3 separate regions of the Homo sapiens genome follow, and regions 2 and 3 are each linked to region 1. A link is a contact called in ENCODE Hi-C or POLR2A ChIA-PET data. All regions are on one chromosome and are shown on one strand. The core of a region is the stretch at or near the end of the contact, and the rest is flanking DNA. Distances in the headings are between cores, read along the strand shown.

Region 1 (4,518 bases), core at 1,893-4,392:
AGGTCTTGCCCTGGGGCCGGATGTCTGCTTTCCCTGATGGAGCTTGGAGCTGGATAGGAGTCTGGGAAAAGAGGCCAGATTTCTGTGGCATGGACTTGAGATTGGGCTGGTGAAGTTGGCCCCGTGGTGGGGGGTCAGAGGATGGGAGATGAAATTTGTGAAACTCGGCAGGGCGTTGTGGCTCACGCCTGTAATCCCAGCACTTTGGGAGGCCGAGACGGGCAGATCATCTGAGGTCAGGAGTTCGAGACCAGCCTGGCCAACATGGTGGAAACCCGTCTCTATCAAAAATACAAAAATTAGCCGGGCGTGGTGGCGGGCGACTGTAATCCCAGCTACTTGGGAGGCTGAGCCATGAGAATCGCTTGAACGCGAGAGGTGGAGGCTGCAGTGAGTTGAGTTTGCACCACTGCCTTCCAACCTGGGGGACAAAGTGAGATTCTGTCGCAAAAAAAAAACAAAACAAAACAAAAAACAAACAAACAAAAAAAAAAACCTTGTGAAACTCTGGAAGCGGGGAGGAAGCGGAAGCTAAGAATCCCAGCGCCATCATTTCCTGGTTCAGTGACCTTGAGCCAATTATTTCACCCACCTGGGCTCCAGTATCTTAGTCTATGTTGAGAGTATAATAATGCTGACAAAATACTAATACTGATAATAATAATTCTGATACTTATGCTGAATGAATAAGGTAATACTGGCACACTCACACACCTAACCTGTTCCTTCCTTCATCAAACATTTATTGAACATGTACTCTGATCTGGGAGTTAATAATGAAAACAGACATGAGCCCTGCTGGTATTATGGAGCTTGTATTCTAGTAGAGGAAGACAGACAAGAGAAAACATCAATGATGAAGATAAATCTCAGATAAGGATAAGTGACTTGAAAAATAAATACAATAGGCTGGACGTGGTGGCTCATGCCTGTAATCTCAGCACTTTGGGAGGCCAAGGCTGGAGGATCACCTGAGGTCGAGAGTTCAAGACCAGCCTGGCCAACATGGTGAAACCCTGTCTCTACTAAAAATACAAAAATTAGCCAGGCATGGTAGTGGGCGCCTGTAACCCAGCTACTCAGGAGGCTGAGACAGGAGAATTGCTTGAACCCGGGAGGCGGAGGTTGCAGTAAGCTGAAATCACGCTACTGCACTCCATCCTGGGTGACAGAGCAAGACTCCATCTTAAAGAAAAAAAAAAATAAAAGAAGAAAAGAAAAATAAATACAATAATAAATCAAACAGAGTGATGGAGATAATGACAGAGTGCAGGGAAGACTACTTGAAACAGGAAAATCAGGGAAGGCCTCTTGGAGGAGGTAACATTTGAGCTGAAGACAGGAGTCATTTGAACGCTGGGGTTGGGGAGTGGTGGGGGGGCGTCGGGGGGAGAGGAAGTGCAAAAGCTCTTAAAGCTTTTGAGAACAAGCTCAGGTTGTTTAGGGAGCAGACAGAAGGGCCAGTGTGGCTGGAGCACAGGGAGACAGAGGGAGTGGTGAGAAGGGAAATCAAAGGGTGCCCTTGAAGACTAGGGGAGGGGCTTGGATTTCATTCTAAGTGCAGTGGAAAGCCATTAGGTTTTAACAGAGTGTAGTACCAAAGATTTTTATTTTTTTTTTGAGATGGAGTCTTGCTCTGTCATCCAGGCTGGAGTGCAGTGGCATGATCTCAGCTCACTGCAACCTCCACCTCCCGGTTCAAGCGATTCTCCTGCCTCAGCCTCCTGAGTAGCTGGGATTACAGGTGCCCGCCACCACGCCCAGCCAATTTTTGTATTTTTAGTAGAGACGGGGGTTTCTCCATGTTGGCCAGGCTGGCCTCGAACTCCTGACCTCCAGTGATCTGCCTGCCTTGGCCTCCCAAAATGATGGGATTACAGGCGTAAGACACTGTGCCTGGCCCCAAAGGTTTACTGTTAACTATTATTATTAATTTTGGGGATATTAAATTAGGGTCGGGGTGATGACTACTATGTACACGAGTCTCTTGGGAGGGGACCAGGTGCCCAGAACTCTGATAAATTGAGAGCAGGGGAATTCAAATCCTGGATCCAGGGAAGGGAACTGGATGATGGGATGTCTGGGTATCTGATGGGCCAGAGCTGGGTTTGGGATAGCTGTTGGTGATTCGGGCTCCCTGAGGGGGTGAGGGATGGACAGTTCAGTGCTTGGCTGGGTACCCCAAGACCTGGAAGCTGGAATACCAGTATAGCACAGACTCTAGAGCCACACTGGTTGGACTCAAAATCCAAGCTGTTTTACTCAATGGCTGTGTAATTTTTGGCAAGTTACTAATAACTTCTCTATGCCTCAGTCTCTTCATCTGAAAAATAGAGATAATAGTAAATACATTATAGGGCAGTTCTTAGGGTAGTGCTAGTCATATCAGGCATTGGGGCTCTGAGTGGAGTCAGTACTGGGGGACCCTGATTCAGGATCTCTAGGAGTTGGGGAAGGGGCAAATTCTTGGGTCCATTGGGTCTCAAGGCTAAAGTTGGGAATCCAAAATGAGGGTCCCTGGGGGAGAATAAGTAGTCTCAAACTTAAGTGCCTGAGAGACAGAAACTGGGGTCCGCACTCAGATCCCTAAGGAAGTTGCAAAGTCTGGGTCACTGAAGGAAAAATTAGGGGCTGGGGAGACATACGTTCCTCTTGGGGAGCAGGAAAAGAGGGCTCCACTTTCTTGAGAGGACTAGGGGGAGCCAGGGGCTAGGAAGATGGAAACTTGAGCCGGGGAGGTGAAAAACACGAGTCTAGGACTCAGAATCAAGTTCCCTGAGTGGGATCGGCGCCAGGCTTGGGTACCCTGGGGATATTAGGGGGGTCCCCGCACTATGGCTATGTAGAAGGGGAAGAATCAAAGGATCTGAGGGTGGCGGCGGGATCTCCCCATCCTGGGCCTCCGAGATTATGAGCTGAGCTGAGCGTACGCAGGCCGCTTCCTCCCACAGGAAACCGCAGGCTTCGGGCACACCCAGCCTGCAGGGAGAGGCGCCCACTGCCCGCCCGCCCGGGGAGGCCCACGTGGGCAGCAGCCGCCGCCGCGGAGGGGGCGTGCCTTACAGAGCGAGTGGGTGTAACCAGAGGGGGCGTGGCCAGAAACCGGGGGGCGGTATGGAGTGCCCGAGGTCTCACCCACTTCCGCCCTCCAGCGCGCGGACGTGGTAGGCGGCCAAGCGTTTTTGGCTGCTTCCCGGGAAGCCGTTGGTCGCGCTTGCGTAGTGAACCGCTGAGGCTGTGTTGAGCGCTCCTTCTCCGCGCAACTCCCGGCTTCGACACCGCCTTCCTTCCTATGAATCCTTAATTTAACGTGGTCACAGTCAGCTTAAGACCGGCACCTCTCGGGCTCCGTCTTGTAGGACCTCGGCCTGGCTTCGAGGGCTTCCATACAGGTCACCGCAGGCTCTTTCAACTCCCGCCGCTTCCAGGCCCGCGGTACTAGTGAGACCTCAGCCTCGACCTCCCCAGGACCATTTCGACCTCCCGCAGGCCTTCAAGGCCTGAGCGCCTCCCGATTAGCCCGCCCTTCACCGCCCTTCCACCGGGCCCCTCGTAAGGCCTTCCAAACGCGACCCTCGAAGCCCGCCCCTTACGGGGAAGCCCCTCCGCTCGCTGTCTGCGAAGCCCCGTCCTGTACTGGTGTCCGTGCCCCTCCCCTCGCCGGCCCCGAAGCCCCGCCCCTCGAAGTTCTTCCCACTCACTCTCCTCACAGGTCTCAGCCCCGCCCATCACAGCTCCCTACGGCACGCCCCTCTCAGGCCTCACAGCCGTGCACCTCTCAGGGCTCCGCAGCACCGCTCCACAGGCCCTCCCGGCTCCGCCCCTTTCAGGACCTCGCCGCCCATCAGTTTTGTTTGTTTGTTTGTTTGTTTTTTGAGACGGAGTCTCGCTCTGTCGCCCAGGCTGGAGTGCAGTGGCGGGATCTCGGCTCACTGCAACCTCCGCCTCCCGGGTTCAAGCGATTCTCCTGCCCCAGCCTCCTGAGTAGCTGGGATTACAGGCACGAGCCGCCATGTCCGGCTAATTTTTTGTACTTTTAGTAGAGACGGGGTTTCACCATGTTGGCCAGGTTGGTCTCGAACTCGTGACCTCAAGTGATGCGCCCGCCTCGGCCTCCCAAAATGCTGGGATTGCAGGCGTGAGCCACCGCGCCTGGCCTTGCCCATCAGTTCTCAGTCCGTGGGAACCCTGCAGGTCTACGCCTCGCATCCTTCTCCGCCCCTCCTCCCATAGTTTCTCCCGCGGCCTCAGTCCCTCCCTGGCCGCTGTCCTCAGTCCTCATTGGTCCCTTATCTCCCCAGTAACCAGACCACAACACTGAACTTGGAGCACCAAGAACAGGTCAGGCCCGTCGGCAGGTAGGGCCCAGGACTCCCCCGACCCTGCCCAACCCCCACTACAGCAGGCCGGGGTTTCCCCCTCTCCTGCGACCAAACAGCCTGGCCTCAGATATCCTGAGAGCCCAGGAGGCCTGTCCCCTGCCAAACCCGCGCCAGAATCGGAGCCTAGACGCAAGAC
Region 2 (4,518 bases), core at 857-3,356, 2.5 Mb after region 1:
CTTCCGACTTGGGGAGTCCCTGCGGAGGGTCATGGGTAGGGATGGGGGGGTGGAGATCGGCCCCTCTCCTGCCAATGCTGATGGCTACATCTTCTGCTCCCAGATGCCCAACTCTAAGCCACCTGTTATTTCAGACTCCAAAAACGAAGCTTCATCTCTGAGCACCCCCATCTCTGACCCCTGAGCACCAATCCCTATGTCTGACCCTACCTTAGATTACCAGCTGATCCTTAGCCCCGAACCCCGGTTCTTTAACACTGTGTGCTGGCCCTGAGCTCCCACCTCAGTCTTCCCCTTAATGGTGACTCCTCCTCCATCTTTTAGTCTTTCTTTCCCTCCAACTTTGAACCTCACATCCTGAAACCCCCTAGTCTGTCCCCTACCCTGGAACTCTGATTCCTATCTTTGGTTTGTACATATAAATCCCTTGCTTTTTGGGGCTCCAACACCCGGCTCCCAAGTTTAAGGTGTGACCCGACCCTTGGCTAAATTTTCCTGACTTCCATTTTTAAGCCCTGGCCGCGGCGAGGCTGCCCAAACAGCGCTCCCATCCATGCCTCGTCCCCGGTCCCCGACTTCCACACCTGGTCTCCGTGTTCCCAGTTCCTCAGCTGCCCAAGTAGACGCCTTTGCCTCCATTTGAACCCACAACCAGTCCCTGCTCCATGTGAGCCCACACCCCGATACCTGCCCCCAACTTCCCGCTCCGCCATCCCCGAGGACACACCTCGCCCGCCTCCGGGTAGTAGCTCCACTCGGCCAGGTCATGGGCCTCCATCTTCACTGAGCCCAGCATCCCCCGGGCTTACGCCCCCACCCGCCCCCGCTCCGGCCCCGGGGGAACGGAGCGCTCTGGATCTCTCAGCGGGCACGGCCCGAGCTCCCACCGGCGCCCGCCCGTCCGACCGCCCGGGGTACGGCTGTCCCGAGCGCCGCGGGAGGCGGCCACGCTTTATAGCCGGGACACCCCCGCCCTCGCCCGCCCCGGGCTCCCCTCCCGCCTCCCCGAGGGCGGCGCGCTCGGACTGGGGCGCCCCCTGCGGGATCGCCAGGAGACAGACCTCAGGCGCCGGGGGCCGCAGCCCCAGGACGCGACAGCTGGGGGTGATTCAGGAGTGAGGGAGCTGCCCGCAGCGACGCTGCAGATACCAAGGGCCCCGAGGTCAGAACTCTGGAGCCTTTCTACCTCAGGGGGCTTCATCATCTCGGCAGGAGAGGACGAAGAGCCAGAGCCCTGCATGACCGTGGCGGAAGAAAGGGGAATCAGAACGCTAGGGCCACTATGCGACTACAAGGACCCGTAAAAGGTCCCCGAAATCACATCCCCATTGGACAGACAGGAAGACTGAGGCTTCCGACGGCTAGAAATGCTTAACTTGGCCGGGCGCGGTGGCTCACGCCTGTAATTCCAGCACTGCAGGAGGCCGAGGCGGGCGGACGAATCACTTGAGGTCAGGAGTTTGAGACCAGCCTGGCCAACAGGGTGAAACCCCATCTCTATTAAAAATACAACAACTAGCTAGGCGTGATGGTGCGTGCCTGTTATCCCAGCTATTCGGGAGGCTGAGGCAGGAGAATCGTTTGAACCTAGGAAGCGGAGGTTGCAGTGAGCCGAGATCGCGCCACTGCAGTCCAGCCTGGGAGAGAGAGCGGGACTCCGTTTCCAAAAAAAAAGAAAGAAAGAAAAGAAAAGAAAAAGAAATGCTTCAGACTGTTGAAAGGGTCAAGAACAAAGATGGAGGGGATCGGGGCCTCTCCGCAGACCCCACTAGGGCAACAGACCACCTCCCCTCCAAGACCCAGGAGCTTCGCTGCCCGAACTCCGCACTCTCCAAGACCAGCCAGCCGTCCAGGGACTCAGCACCACTGAGAACTCCATTTCCCAGAATGCTCTAGCTCCCTTTCCGCCCGGTGCCTCCGAAGGGACTACATTTCCCAGAAGGCCTAGCCGGACCCAGAGCCGGAAATGAAGGGTCTGCTCGCCGTAGTATGGAGGCGGGCAGAATGCCGCTCGCACGGGACGAGGCATGGGCGGGGTCGGGCTGTGCTCTGGACTCCATTTCCCGGCGGCCCTGGGTGTGTGGCGCGTGCGCACCGTTCCCGGCGACGAACGGAAGATGGCGGCGGCGGCGGCGGCGGAGTGTAGGAAGAGGCACTGCTGAGGGGGCGCGAGGGGAACGGAGGCCAGAGCTGCGGTGAGCGGGAGGCGGCGTTTGGGCCCGGAGACGAAAGGAGGAGGCTCCTAAAGAAGCAGGGGCTCGGGCGGGGAGGGCATCGCCGTGGGGAGAGGGGAACAGTGGCTTTCGCGACCCATGTTTCTTCCCTTGCTCAGGACCCTTCCTTGGCTCCCTAGTGCCCTCGAGGCAAAGTTCCAACGTGGCCCCCCGGGCGCCACCGCCCCGCAGACCTCGCTTGCTTCGACTCGGCCTCTTTGCTTTTTCCCCCACCTCTAACAGCCGCCCTGGCCTTTCGGTTCCTTAAACTTGCCATGCGCTTTCCCGCTTCGGGGATTTTGCACAGGCTGTCCCTTCTGCCTGCAACATCCTTTTACCCATTCGGCTTGGCTAACTCCCATTTCATCCTTCGGGTCTCGGCACCAACGTCACTTCCTCTGCGAAGCCCTCCTTCCCTGCCCTCCATCCAGAAATCCGCCTGTTAAATGCTTTTGTCGGTCCGTGTTCCTTCATGTCACGTGTGGTCTAATTTGTTATCCGACTCTTATCTGTGTGCTGTTTTATGATGTCTATGACCGTGTGTTCCATGAAGGTAGGGACTAGGTTTGTCTCTGTCGCCACTGTGTTCTCAGCACAGCGCCAATCACGCCGGAGACGCCCAGCTAATGTTCGTTGAAGGAATAAAAGATACTCCTAGAGCCAGTTTGGGGAAACAGGGTAGTCATCAGATTCCTAGGTAGCAGTGGGGCAGGGTACCACTTCTTAACGAGTACATCGAGAGGGAAGGGGAAACAGTGATACTGTTCATCATAGCAAAAGGCTACACGCATCCCAAATGTTCTTAAATAAGAAGATTGGCTGAAAGAAACTATAATACATCCACATAAAAAATACTATGCAACTCTAAAAAGGAATGAGGTAGATAAAAGGAAATGATGAAAATCTCTATACACTGATATAGTGGCCTCCAACATATATTAAGGGAAAACAAGTGAAGTGGAGGTTGGTGTTTATTGTATATGCTTTTTCTTTTTTTTTTTTTTTGAGACAGGGTCTCACTCTGTCGCCCAGGCTGGCACGATCCCAGTTCACTGCAACCTCCACCTCCCTGGTTCAAGTGATTCTCCCACCCCAGCCTCTCGAGTAGCTGGGATTACAAACGTGCCCCACCACACCCAGGTAATTTTTATATTTTTAGTAGAGACGGGGTTTCTCTGTGTTGGCCAGGCTGGTCTTGAACTCCTGACCTCAAGTGATCTGCCCACCTCAGCCTTCCAAAGTGCAGGGATTACAGGCCTGAGCCACCAAACTCGGCCTGTGTAGGCTCCTTTTTTTTTTTTTTGAGACAGAGTCTCACTCTGTCACCCAGGCTGGAGTGCAGTGGCGTGATCTCGGCTCACTGCAACCTCTGCCTTCCAGGTTCAAGCAATTCGCCTGCCTCAGCCTCCCAGGTAGCTGGGATTACAGGCACACCACCACGCCTGGCTAATTTTTGTATTTTTAGTAGAGATGGGGTTTCACCATGTTGGTCAGGCTGGTCTTGAACTCCTGACCTCGTGATCCACCTGCCTCCGCCTCCCGAAGTGCTGGGATTACAGGCGTGAGTCACCGCTCCCGGCCCTGTGTATGCTCTTTTTGTAAATGAAAGGGAAATATGTATATATGGGTTTTTTTATTTTCATTTTTTTTCCTTTTTTTGCATAAAATCTAGCTCCTGCAGGAGAATTTTGTGTATGTGTGTTTAAAAAAGAACAAAACAAAACTGAAAGCATAAACCAAAAAGCAGAAGAAGAATGAAACAGGGTAAAATATTTTGGTTGATCTGAATGTATTATCATGAAAAAAGTGGAAATGTTTATTATGGGGTTTTATTTTATTTTATTTTATTTTTTGAGGCAGAGTCTCATTCTGTCGCCCAGGCTGGAGTGCAGTGGTGTTGGGATTACAGGTGTGAGCCACCATGCCCGGCCTGTTTTTTTTATGTTTTGACTGGGGACGGCATGCCATGCCGGTTGTCTGGTGGCCAGGATCCTTGGCTTACGTAAACAGACCTGGGGGTAAAAAACAATTCCTTTCAGATAAACAGTACTGTAGCATAGTGGTAAGGAAGATATGCAGCCATGCTGCTGACTCTGCCTCTTACAAGCTATATGCCTTTGGTCAGGTCACTTTACCTCCCTGGTCTTCAGTTTCCTCATCTGTAAAATGAAAATTAAAAATACTAACTCCCAGCCTGGGCAACATGGCGAAACCCTTCTCTACAGAAAGTACAAAAATTAAATGGGGATTCGCCTGTAGTCTCAGCTACTTGGGAAAATGAGGTAGGAGGATCGCCTGAGCCCGG
Region 3 (4,518 bases), core at 924-3,423, 2.4 Mb after region 1:
AGTAGAGACAAGGTTTCACCATGTTGGCCAGTCTGGTCTCAAACTTCTGACCTCAAGTGATCCGCCCTCCTCGGCCTCCCAAAGTGCTGGAATTACAGGCATGAGCCACTATGGCCAGGAAAGCTTTTCCTGACACACATTCCCCACCGCAGTCATCACAAATTTTAGTTCATCATTTGAGTAAATTTACTATCTGCCTCCATCACCAGGCTGGGGCTTCTCAGGGGCAAGGCTTAAAGCCTGTCTCAGTCACTGCTATGTCCCCAGCATTGCCCAGCATGGAAGAGGGGTTGAATATTTGAATAACTGTCCAGCTTAAAAACAACTTCCATTTGTGGCACTTATTTTCTGTGCCAGGCACCAAGCTAAGCATTTATATGCATGTTTGCATTCAATCTGAAGGTACCCAAATAAAAGGAGACTGGAGGGGGTCTCCATTTTTTCCAAGAAGTTTAGAAACTGGCCCAAGGCCACAGCTGGTCAGAGGCCAATCCAGTCCACCTGAAGGCTGAATCTGGCCAGAAGCCTTAACTCCCATTAGTGTTTCGTAAATAATAGCCCAAAGGCAACTTTAAGTGACATATTAATGTCCTCTTGAATGAGTCGATAGTTTTCACTAATTTTTTTTAAGGTAACCACAGTACATGAAACCCATGATTGTGAACGTATTACCTAGGATGAGGCAAAAATAGATAAATCTTTTTATTTTTATTTATTTTTTTGAGACAGGATCTTGCTCTGTTGCCCAGGCTGGAGTGCAGTGACGCAATCATGGTTCACTGTAGCCTGTTATCTCCAGGCTCAAGCAATCCTCCCACTTCAGCCTGATAAATCTTTTTTTTAAGGGAGAAAAGTGTTCAAATACAGGTAGTAGACAAAATTGTGAAACCATTTTAAAATTGTGAGGTCTGGGTAACAGAATCAGAGCTGCTGCGGTTCCAGTGGGACGGGAGGAGAAGGGACAAGCAGCCCCTCACTAGACAAAACCAGGGCCAACTGGTACGTCATTCAAATATTTTTGAGCACCTAACACGGACCCAGGCCTAGAGAAAGGGGCTGTTGTGGGTTGGAACCTGGAGACCCGCCTCCGCCCTTCCCCAAAGACAGCCTCGTCCAGTTCCCAATGCCTGGGAAAGAAGAAGGGTCCTCACAGCCTGATTGGGCCTTCCAGGTAGTGAGCGCTCAAGGTTGGGGAAAGGTTGGTCTGGTGTTTGCCCTTCCCCAGCAACTCCCTCCTCTTGCCCGTCACTTCTTAACCCCTTACTCTTCCCTCAAACTGGGGAGCAACAGAAGATAAGGGTCCCCCAAACGCCACGCTCCGAATGCACGTAAAGAGCCCCCAGAAAAGTGGGGGGGCGGGGGGTAGCCGGGAAAGTAGCGTGAATCTGGAAGGCCTCCCCAAACCTCCCAGAGGGCGGAAGTGCGTCACTATGTCCGACCCGCAGTGCATTTTGGGAATTGTAGTGAAGCGGGTGGGGGACGCCGAGCCCCCGATGGTGTAACCCTTTAGAGACCAGAGCGCGCGGGCAGAGCTGGGACAGGGTTAGAGGGCGGCCAGTCGCCCCACTCTTTTAGCAGAGAAACAACTGAGACAAGGCTCTGGCTCGGAAGCCCTTAGTCCTCTCCCTTCTCTGGCTGTGGCGGGCCCCAGAAGCATATATCTAGGATTCCGGGGGGAGGACGAAGTGCCAGGTGGCCACCCCCACCCCCACCTAGTTGCCAGCTTCCCGTCCCTGCTCTGAAGCCAATCAGGGCTTCTCCGCCCCGCCCCAGAAGCTGCTACTTTCCTAATCCGTCATTGGCCCACCTTTGCTGGGCGGGGAAACTGAGGTTCAGAGAGGGCAAGACATTTTGCCTAAAGCTGCACAGCAAATCCGAGCAGAAGTTGGAAGCCCGGAAGCCTGTCCACCCACCCCCACAATTTCTGAATCCGGAGTAGCTCTGATCATTTGTATTGCATCCTCGCCTACCACCTTTGTGTCCCAGCATCTTGCGGCGCGCTGAACTCCGGCCCCACGGAGAAGGTTGTAAGGTTTGCGCCGGCAGAGGCGACAACCCCCCCAGCCCGCGTCTGCCCGCCGTTCCCTTTAAGAGCCGGCCCCGGCGGGACTACGTTTCCCAGAAGGCTTTGCAGGCGTGTTATGTAACTTTCCCTGCGAAGCGGCCTCTGGGGCAGAAGAAGGAGGTGGAGGCGGCGGCGGCCGTTGCAGCGGCGGCGGCGAGAGCGGCGGGAGCCCGAGGCGGCGGCGCTCGCGGCCCATCGTGGGGCCCGAGCTGTGCGCCTCGGCTCGGAGCCCGGACCGGGCGGGGGCGCCGACGTGCCTCAGCCTGCCTTCGCGAGGGAGGCGGGAGTGAGCAGAAAGGCTTAGGGCCCAGGGGGCGGGGAAGGGGGGCCGGGCCTGGATCCGGCGGGGAGGCCGAGCCGGAGGCCGGACCGTGGCTCGCGCTGTCCCCGGGACGCGGATCGAACGTTGGCGGCGCGGATCGCACGTCGGCGGCCGGTGGAACGCGGGAGCTGGGCGGCGCGCGGACTGGGGCCATGGCGTCTGTGCAGGCGTCCCGCCGCCAGTGGTGCTACCTGTGCGACCTGCCCAAGATGCCGTGGGCCATGGTGTGGGACTTCAGCGAGGCCGTGTGTCGCGGCTGCGTGAACTTCGAGGGCGCGGACCGCATCGAACTGCTCATCGATGCCGCCCGCCAGCTCAAGCGCAGCCACGTGCTCCCCGAGGGCCGCTCGCCCGGGCCCCCGGCCCTTAAGCACCCGGCCACCAAGGACCTGGCGGCGGCAGCCGCACAGGGGCCCCAGCTGCCGCCCCCGCAGGCCCAGCCCCAGCCGTCAGGGACCGGCGGCGGCGTGTCGGGCCAGGACCGCTATGACAGGGCCACATCATCAGGCCGCCTCCCCCTGCCCTCGCCCGCCCTGGAGTACACTCTGGGGTCCCGCCTGGCCAATGGGCTGGGCCGTGAGGAGGCCGTGGCTGAGGGGGCGCGAAGGGCCTTGCTTGGCTCCATGCCTGGCTTGATGCCCCCTGGGCTGCTGGCAGCTGCAGTGTCTGGCCTGGGAAGCCGAGGCCTGACGCTGGCACCCGGCTTGAGTCCTGCCCGTCCCCTCTTCGGCTCCGATTTCGAGAAAGAGAAGCAGCAGAGGAATGCGGACTGTCTGGCAGAACTGAACGAGGCCATGCGAGGCCGGGCAGAGGAATGGCACGGGCGCCCCAAAGCAGTGCGGGAACAGCTACTGGCGCTGTCCGCCTGCGCCCCGTTCAATGTGCGCTTCAAGAAGGATCACGGGCTGGTGGGGCGAGTGTTCGCCTTCGATGCTACTGCCCGTCCTCCAGGATACGAGTTCGAGCTGAAGCTCTTCACCGAATACCCCTGTGGTTCCGGCAATGTGTACGCCGGCGTCCTGGCAGTGGCTCGCCAGATGTTCCACGATGCTCTGCGGGAGCCGGGCAAGGCACTGGCTTCTTCGGGCTTCAAGTACCTCGAATATGAACGCCGGCATGGATCAGGAGAATGGCGGCAGCTGGGCGAGCTGCTTACCGACGGCGTCCGCAGCTTCCGCGAGCCAGCTCCCGCGGAGGCCCTGCCCCAGCAGTACCCAGAGCCGGCCCCTGCGGCTCTCTGTGGCCCACCCCCGCGAGCCCCATCCCGGAACCTGGCGCCCACGCCGCGCCGTCGCAAGGCATCCCCCGAGCCGGAGGGCGAGGCGGCTGGGAAGATGACCACCGAGGAGCAGCAGCAACGGCACTGGGTGGCACCCGGCGGCCCGTACTCCGCTGAGACCCCTGGTGTGCCCTCGCCCATTGCCGCCCTGAAGAATGTGGCCGAAGCCCTGGGCCACTCACCCAAGGACCCTGGCGGAGGCGGGGGGCCTGTGCGTGCAGGGGGCGCCAGCCCTGCAGCCTCCTCCACGGCCCAGCCGCCAACCCAGCATCGCCTTGTGGCCCGCAACGGCGAAGCAGAAGTCAGTCCCACAGCGGGGGCCGAAGCTGTCAGCGGGGGTGGCAGCGGCACTGGGGCGACCCCTGGGGCCCCCCTGTGCTGTACCCTGTGCAGGGAGCGGCTAGAAGACACCCACTTCGTCCAGTGCCCCTCGGTGCCCGGACACAAGTTCTGCTTTCCCTGCTCCCGGGAGTTCATCAAGGCGCAGGGCCCGGCCGGGGAGGTGTACTGCCCGAGCGGAGACAAGTGCCCGCTGGTCGGCTCCTCCGTGCCCTGGGCCTTCATGCAGGGCGAGATCGCCACCATCCTTGCTGGAGACATCAAAGTTAAGAAAGAACGGGACCCCTAGGCTACCACTGCCTCCAGGCTACTGCCCTCTGCCCCTTTGCCACCCACCGCTGCCGCGGATAAATTATTCCCTCCCCGACCCAGCCCAGTGCCACCTCTATCTGTGTACATACTCCCTTCTTCCACCCAGATGGGTCCCCTGGGGTAGATGCATTGTGGGTGGGGGGAGAAAGCTTGTGGCTCCTGTCCGAGGGGGTGTTTGGGGTCCCTTGGCCCCTCCAGTTT

What was found. A loop is a pair of places that touch in the nucleus more often than their neighbours do. ChIA-PET counts read pairs that join two places held with the same protein, here RNA polymerase II (POLR2A). Pooled maps may share reads with other maps.
Region 2: a loop to region 1 is called in a map of ovary, with 17 times the contacts of the local background. The contact joins the promoter of SYMPK here to the promoter of ODAD1 in region 1. A Hi-C loop is called at or near these places in 1 of 168 maps with a recorded cell type or tissue (ovary) and 5 of 50 pooled maps. POLR2A ChIA-PET finds 5 or more read pairs at or near these places in 1 of 52 experiments (activated T-cell).
Region 3: a map of transverse colon shows a loop between it and region 1 (7-fold over the local background). The contact joins the promoter of IRF2BP1 here to the promoter of ODAD1 in region 1. A Hi-C loop is called at or near these places in 1 of 168 maps with a recorded cell type or tissue (transverse colon), 1 of 37 single-sample maps with no recorded cell type and 6 of 50 pooled maps.

What each region holds. Positions count from the first base shown.
Region 1 is chr19:48,320,595-48,325,112 of GRCh38, reverse strand. ODAD1 (outer dynein arm docking complex subunit 1) reads left to right here and starts at 3,142. Exons shown (of 16, transcript NM_001364171.2): 1 at 3,142-3,435; 2 at 4,302-4,341. LOC124904735 (a long non-coding RNA gene) reads right to left here and starts at 3,645. Exons shown (of 2, transcript XR_007067284.1): 1 at 3,136-3,645; 2 at 1,591-2,323. RefSeq lists silencers at 315-546, 2,878-3,167, 3,638-3,757 and enhancers at 2,638-2,697, 2,708-2,767, 2,987-3,281, 3,288-3,527.
Region 2 is chr19:45,860,735-45,865,252 of GRCh38, reverse strand. SYMPK (symplekin scaffold protein) reads left to right here and starts at 2,106. Exons shown (of 27, transcript NM_004819.3): 1 at 2,106-2,195. FOXA3 (forkhead box A3) reads right to left here and starts at 927. Exons shown (of 2, transcript NM_004497.3): 1 at 728-927. The coding sequence starts at 796. RefSeq lists a silencer at 732-1,141 and enhancers at 1,782-2,191, 2,443-3,081.
Region 3 is chr19:45,883,796-45,888,313 of GRCh38, reverse strand. It overlaps IRF2BP1 (interferon regulatory factor 2 binding protein 1), which reads left to right and starts at 2,173. Exons shown (of 1, transcript NM_015649.3): 1 at 2,173-4,518. The coding sequence starts at 2,540. The coding sequence ends at 4,294. RefSeq lists enhancers at 1,349-1,398, 1,459-1,698, 1,849-1,998, 4,208-4,518 and silencers at 2,159-2,638, 2,679-2,918.